Regions from separate parts of the Homo sapiens genome. Here region 2 is linked to region 1. A link is a contact called in ENCODE Hi-C data. All regions are on one chromosome and are shown on one strand. Each heading gives the region's core, a stretch centred on a gene start or an enhancer-like site at or near the end of the contact. The rest is flanking DNA. Distances are from core to core; before and after follow the strand shown. Region 1 overlaps LOC105373133 (a long non-coding RNA gene). Region 2 has its middle 110 kb from the start of ASB9.

Region 1 (2,693 bases), core at 122-2,621:
ATAGGGAACCATTGCAGATCTTACTTAATTATTATTTTTTACTGAGGTGAAATTCACACATCATAAAATTAACCATTTTAAAGTGAACAATTCAGTGGCATTTTTAGTGTATTCATAGCGTTGTGCAACCGACACCTCTATTTAGTTCTAGAACATTTTCATCACCTCAAAGGGATATTCCCATACCCATTGGCAGTCATTCCCCATCATCCCCTCCCCGTGGCCCCTGCCAACCACAGTTTGCTTTCTGTCTCTATGGATTTCCCTCTTCTGGACACTTCATATAAATGGAATCATATAATATGTGACTTTTGCGACTGACTAGTTTCACTTAGCATCATATTTTGGAGATGCATTTGTACCTTATTTCTTTTTATGGCTGAGCAATATTCTGTTGTATGCATATGCCATAATTTGTTTATTCATTCACCATTTAAAGGTCATTTGGGTTGTTTCCACTTTTAGCTATTGTGAATAGGGCTACTATCATCATTGCAGGCTTTTAAGTAGAAAAGGGACATTATCTCACTTCTATTTTATACAACACATACAGGGCTATTTTATGAGTCACCTACTAACCCAAATTAGTAAATTCATTGTAAAATGGCAAAAATAAGTAAATAAATAAATGCTTCTCCCATCAGTGCCACCCCTTTGCCACATGCTACCACCTGCTTTGACTGCTTAAAAGATCTTCTTCCAACACAACCATTTTTTAAAATTCTATAATTTCTCCCCCTTCCATTGGTGATTAAAGGCCAAGCAACTGTTAAATGTAAGGCTGTCCCCATTATCCAAAAAATTAATGTTTTCCAAAATTGACACAGGAATTTTTGAGAAAGATAGGCAGTAACTATTAAGAATGAAAATTCTCCAACTGAAAGGGGAAATCATTTTTGCTTGAAAATATAGATGTGGGCCAGGTGCGGTGGCTGATGCCTATAATCCCAGCACTTTGGGAGGCTGAGGCGGGTGGATCACAAGGTCAGGAGTTCAAGACAAGTCTGGCCAAGATGGTGAAACCCCGTCTCAACTTAAAAAAAAAAAAAAAAATTAGCCGGTGGTGGGCACCTGTAATCCCAGCTACCTGGGAGGCTGAGGCAGAGAATTGTTTGAACCCAGGAGACGGAGATTGTGGTGAGCCGAGATTGCGCCACTGCACTCCAGCCTGGGTGACAGAGCAAGACTCTGTCTCAATTAAAAAAAAAAAAAAAAAACAGATGCATTAAATGCATCGTGGTATACTGACCTAAATCCTGAAAGAGGATAATGACAGCACCCAGGCCCTGAGCTTCTTTGACCGCATTTTCCCTTCTCTACCAAAACATTCAGGGGCCTACAACCTGCCAGGCAGTGCTTGCTGGCAGGGAGCAAGTAATCATGATATTAATACATTCTCCCCTCCACCAGAAGGCAGCTGTGAAAACAAACTGGGGCCCCAGAGACTTGGTGCCCAGGAAAGCCAATTCCCATGCATCGAAAGTCTTTCCACCAGTTTGAAAGGAGCTCCCAGCTCCCTGGCTTTGCATCAGCCAACGATTTCTGAGTCACAGAAATCATTTGGATAAGGAAAATTAGAGGTGTTCTGGGTGACGCCATCTCCCCACTCTGCATGTGCCTGGTCTGGTTGGAAAGGCTGCGGGAGGCCCTGCTGAACTCCAGATGAAAACGCCGAAACTGAAAGCACTTCCCTTCTTCAGCAGAAAGCCTCCCTCAGAGTTCCTCCCAGGCAATTGCTCGTTAAAAAACCAGAGGCTGGAGCAAAAGGAATCTGAGAGATTTCTGGCCTCAGCAGCCTCTGCATGAGCTCTGGAGAAACAGGGCATGTCTTTGAGACTCCTAGAACAGGTTGGGCCCAGGGCAGGATCAGGACGGGGCAGTGGGAGGCTGAGAGGAGAGGGAGGGAAAGGGAAGAAAGAGAAGCACCTCCCAGAATCTTAACCCAGGAGCAGTCGGATTAAAGTCAGCCAGCCTTGAAGAGGAAAGTATACCCCCAAACACGGCCTCAGTCTCCAGCCTCCATCTCCAGCCTCCATGCCCTCTTGGCTGGAAGAAGGAAAGTGGGGAGAGAGGTGCAAGGTGAGGAATGAAGCCACAGGCCAATGTGGAGTTTAGGGCATCCTGGGCTGATAACTATATATGTAACCTCTGACGAAAAAGTAATTCTCAGAGGGATTCAAAAGAAGCCAGGACTTGCTCCAGGGATCTCTCCCCCAATTCCCCCAATTTGGAGGAAGAAGAAAGGATCCTGCTTAAGAAAGGATCCTTTTCTAAGCATAGGTTGAAAGTTTGCAAACTACAGCTGTTTGCACCATCCCATAATTGGAGCCGTCTACACTACCCCTACACTTGCTGTGTGAAATGTGGCTCTGAGAAGTCCAAATGCATTGACCACACTGACTACAAATAATTCCGCTTCCTTATACCTCTCAGCCTTGGCCCATGTTGTGTCCTGTGTTCCCTCCCACGCTCTATCCCCACTCCCACCAGCCTGGTCAACATTGTCCCGCAAGTCTCAACTTTTATATTAACTCCTTGGGGAATTTTCCCTGCTTTCTCCTCCCCTTCTCTGCCACAGAAAACACACCCAACTAGATTAGGTACCCATTTTGAGCACCCTGTACTTGCCCTTCTCAGACCCTCTATCACACTGTATTCTAATGTTATACCTCCACTATTCACATAGTACCTGA
Region 2 (2,693 bases), core at 52-2,551, 2.1 Mb before region 1:
TTTTATTTTATTTTTTGGGACAGAGTCTCGCTCTGTTGCCCAGGCTGGAGTGCAGTGGCACAATCTAGGCTCACTGCAAGCTCCACCTCCCGGGTTCACGCCATTCTCCTGCCTCAGCCTCCCGAGTAACTGGGACTACAGGCGCCCACCACCACGCCCGGCTAATTTTTGTGTTTTTAGTAGAGAGACGGGGTTTCACATTGTTAGCCAGGATGGTCTCGATCTCCTGACCTCGTGATCCGTCCGCCTTAGCCTCCCAAAGTGCTGGGATTACAGGCGTGAGCCACCGCGCCCGGCCTATTTTATTTCTTAAATGTATGTTTGAGTTTTATTCTGGGGAGGCTGTTATTCCTTAATTTCTTGGGATTGTTTGTATCTGTCAATGACTGAATGGCTTTTTTGGCTTTGCTATTATGCCGTTCAAATTATACTAATGCACCTGTTAAGTTAAAGTGGTTATGCTTGTGGGCTCTCAGTAAATCAATTTTGCTGCTGAATAGTGAAGCAGTTCAGGGTTTCCATATTTCTGTGTCTATTTGGAAACCAGAAAAATGGATGTCTGGATATTTTGCAAAGTGTCTGATGATCCTATTTGTTGATTGAGAATGTTGCAGGCATGGGAAGAAAGGTTGCTTAGACTCTAAATTGTATGGCATGATTCTCAGTTACTGGCTCCAGCCATGAGCCAGATGCCTGATTTTTCTAGGAGATATGTAAATTCAATAATTTAAGATAGAAACTAATTCAGGACTCCATTGATTCATCTTGACTGTTTTGAAGAACTCATTTCACTAAAGGATGATGCCGGTGATGCTTGCTTTTACTCATCAACCTGTCCCCTCCTCCCCTATGTACTTCTTTCCCTGGAGACGTTCTGAGTGGTGTCTGAGTCAGTGATTCAGGACACTGCTGCCTACAGGGCAGGGTTTCCTAACCATCCTTTGTTGTGATGGGAGCTGTCCTGTGCACTGTAGGATGTTTAGCAACATCCCTGGCTTCAACCCGTTAAATGCCAGTAGCATGCCCCCTTCCAGTTGTGACAACCGAAAATCCCCAGACATTGCCAAATGTCCCCTGGTCCCTACTGAGAAGCACTCTTTAGGGAGAGAAGGTGTATCTGTGCTAAGTTGAGGTTTCCAGTGTTTCCTGTCTCTAAGATTGAAAGTAAATGAGCCTTAAGGGCAGCAACAGAAGCTCATAAGTACCTGCCACTGAGGAAGCCCCCTTGGTTGTCCTAAGAGGAAATGTGACTACCACATGACAAAGGTTCTTCTTAGAAGTTTGTTGGGCTGTTCACAACTTGCCGGCATGTAGGGAACAGCACCTGTTGTGTATCTCGGTTTTCTTGTCTACACAGGGAATAAAACGCTGCCCCTTAAACAAGTTTTATTTTGTTTTGCTTTTAGTTTCTTTTCTGCCTCATAGAGGACAACAAGCCTAGCAGCTTCTGGAAGATGAAGAACAATGTAAGCATCTGAATTTCATCCCTTCTCAGTTCTCTAGAGCTCTTAACCTTAATAGTTGGGAGCTTCCCTTTTTCAATAGTTCCTTTCTTAGGACCTTTGTCCAATCAAGTTAATTGGCTTACCACGGAAAGGCAGAAGAGCATGGTGACTAAGATAATAGACCCAGTTTAAAGCCTGGCTCTGCCACTCACTTTGTGTGACTTTGATTGGCTGTTTAATTTCTGGGTGGCTTAGGTTTCTTCTTTTAAAAATGCTGATAATAATATTACCATTCTTACATGATTGTTGAGAATTTTGAATGAGTTAATATCCTCATAGCACTTGGCATAGTGATGCAAGGAAAAATTTGTACTTCAGTGGTAACCCACATGCCTTTATCAATTTTGATTCTGTGGGAGTTCAGTTACGACTCTCACTTGTAGATAACTGACAGCAATGCAAAAGGATTCTTGTCTATAGACATGAAAATGTCCAATCATTCGTGTTGCAGTCATTGAATCCCTTTTATTTCACTGTTTCTCTCAGTAGAGGCCATGGGGAGCTGACATCTTTGGCTATTGTTCCTTTCAGTGTCTATGTAATAAATTGCCTGAATCTAAAAAGGATTCATGTTTCTTTACTGGTCAAATATGCCAGGCCTTGGCCTTACCTTGTGCTTGACAACCAGAATTTGAAATTAGGTTTCCCTGACTTTCCAAAGTCTATCTGTTTGTCACTGTATCTCTTTACACTCCTGGGTATTTTTTTCTTAATAGCCTGCCATCTTTTAACTATCCTTTTTTTGCAGTAAGATTTATGATTGAGTGTTAGTGTCCATCTGAAACAGAATGCACAAACATCTGTGGCCTCCATCCCAGCCTGTATTCCTTATCTACTGCTGCATAACACCTTACCCCAAAACTTAGCAGCTTGAAATAACACATGGTTTATGCGATCATGAATTTAGGCATAGCTTAGGTATATGGGTCCTCTGGTTTGGGGACTCTTACAACCCTGTAATTAAGGTGCCAATCAAGGCTATGATTTTTTCTTACCTGAAGCTCAAGTAGAAAAGGATCTGCATCCAAGCTCACTCACGTGGTTGTCATCAGGATTCAGTTCTTCAAGGGCGGCTGGACTGAGGCATCAGTTCCCTGTTGGCTGTTGGCCTGAGGCTTCCCTCGGTTCCTTAAACTGGGCTTTTCCAACATGGCAAGTTACTTTATCAAAGTGTGCAAGCTAAGTAGG

Evidence for each region. Hi-C counts contacts between places; a loop is a spot of excess contacts on that map. Pooled maps may share reads with other maps.
Region 2: a map with no recorded cell type shows a loop between it and region 1 (5-fold over the local background). The contact joins two enhancer-like sites. A Hi-C loop is called at or near these places in 2 of 37 single-sample maps with no recorded cell type and 1 of 50 pooled maps.

The regions. Positions count from the first base shown.
Region 1 is chrX:13,078,114-13,080,806 of GRCh38, reverse strand. All of the region lies in intron 2 of LOC105373133 (a long non-coding RNA gene), which reads right to left. Among named protein-coding and RNA genes, the nearest start is that of FAM9C, 35 kb to the right of the region's middle. Within about 2 kb of position 1,371, at least 21 of the 41 ENCODE cell types and tissues checked have a DNase peak (open chromatin) inside an H3K27ac peak, as active enhancers do.
Region 2 is chrX:15,157,484-15,160,176 of GRCh38, reverse strand. No RefSeq gene overlaps it. Among named protein-coding and RNA genes, the nearest start is that of ASB9, 110 kb to the left of the region's middle. Within about 2 kb of position 1,301, at least 4 of the 41 ENCODE cell types and tissues checked have a DNase peak (open chromatin) inside an H3K27ac peak, as active enhancers do.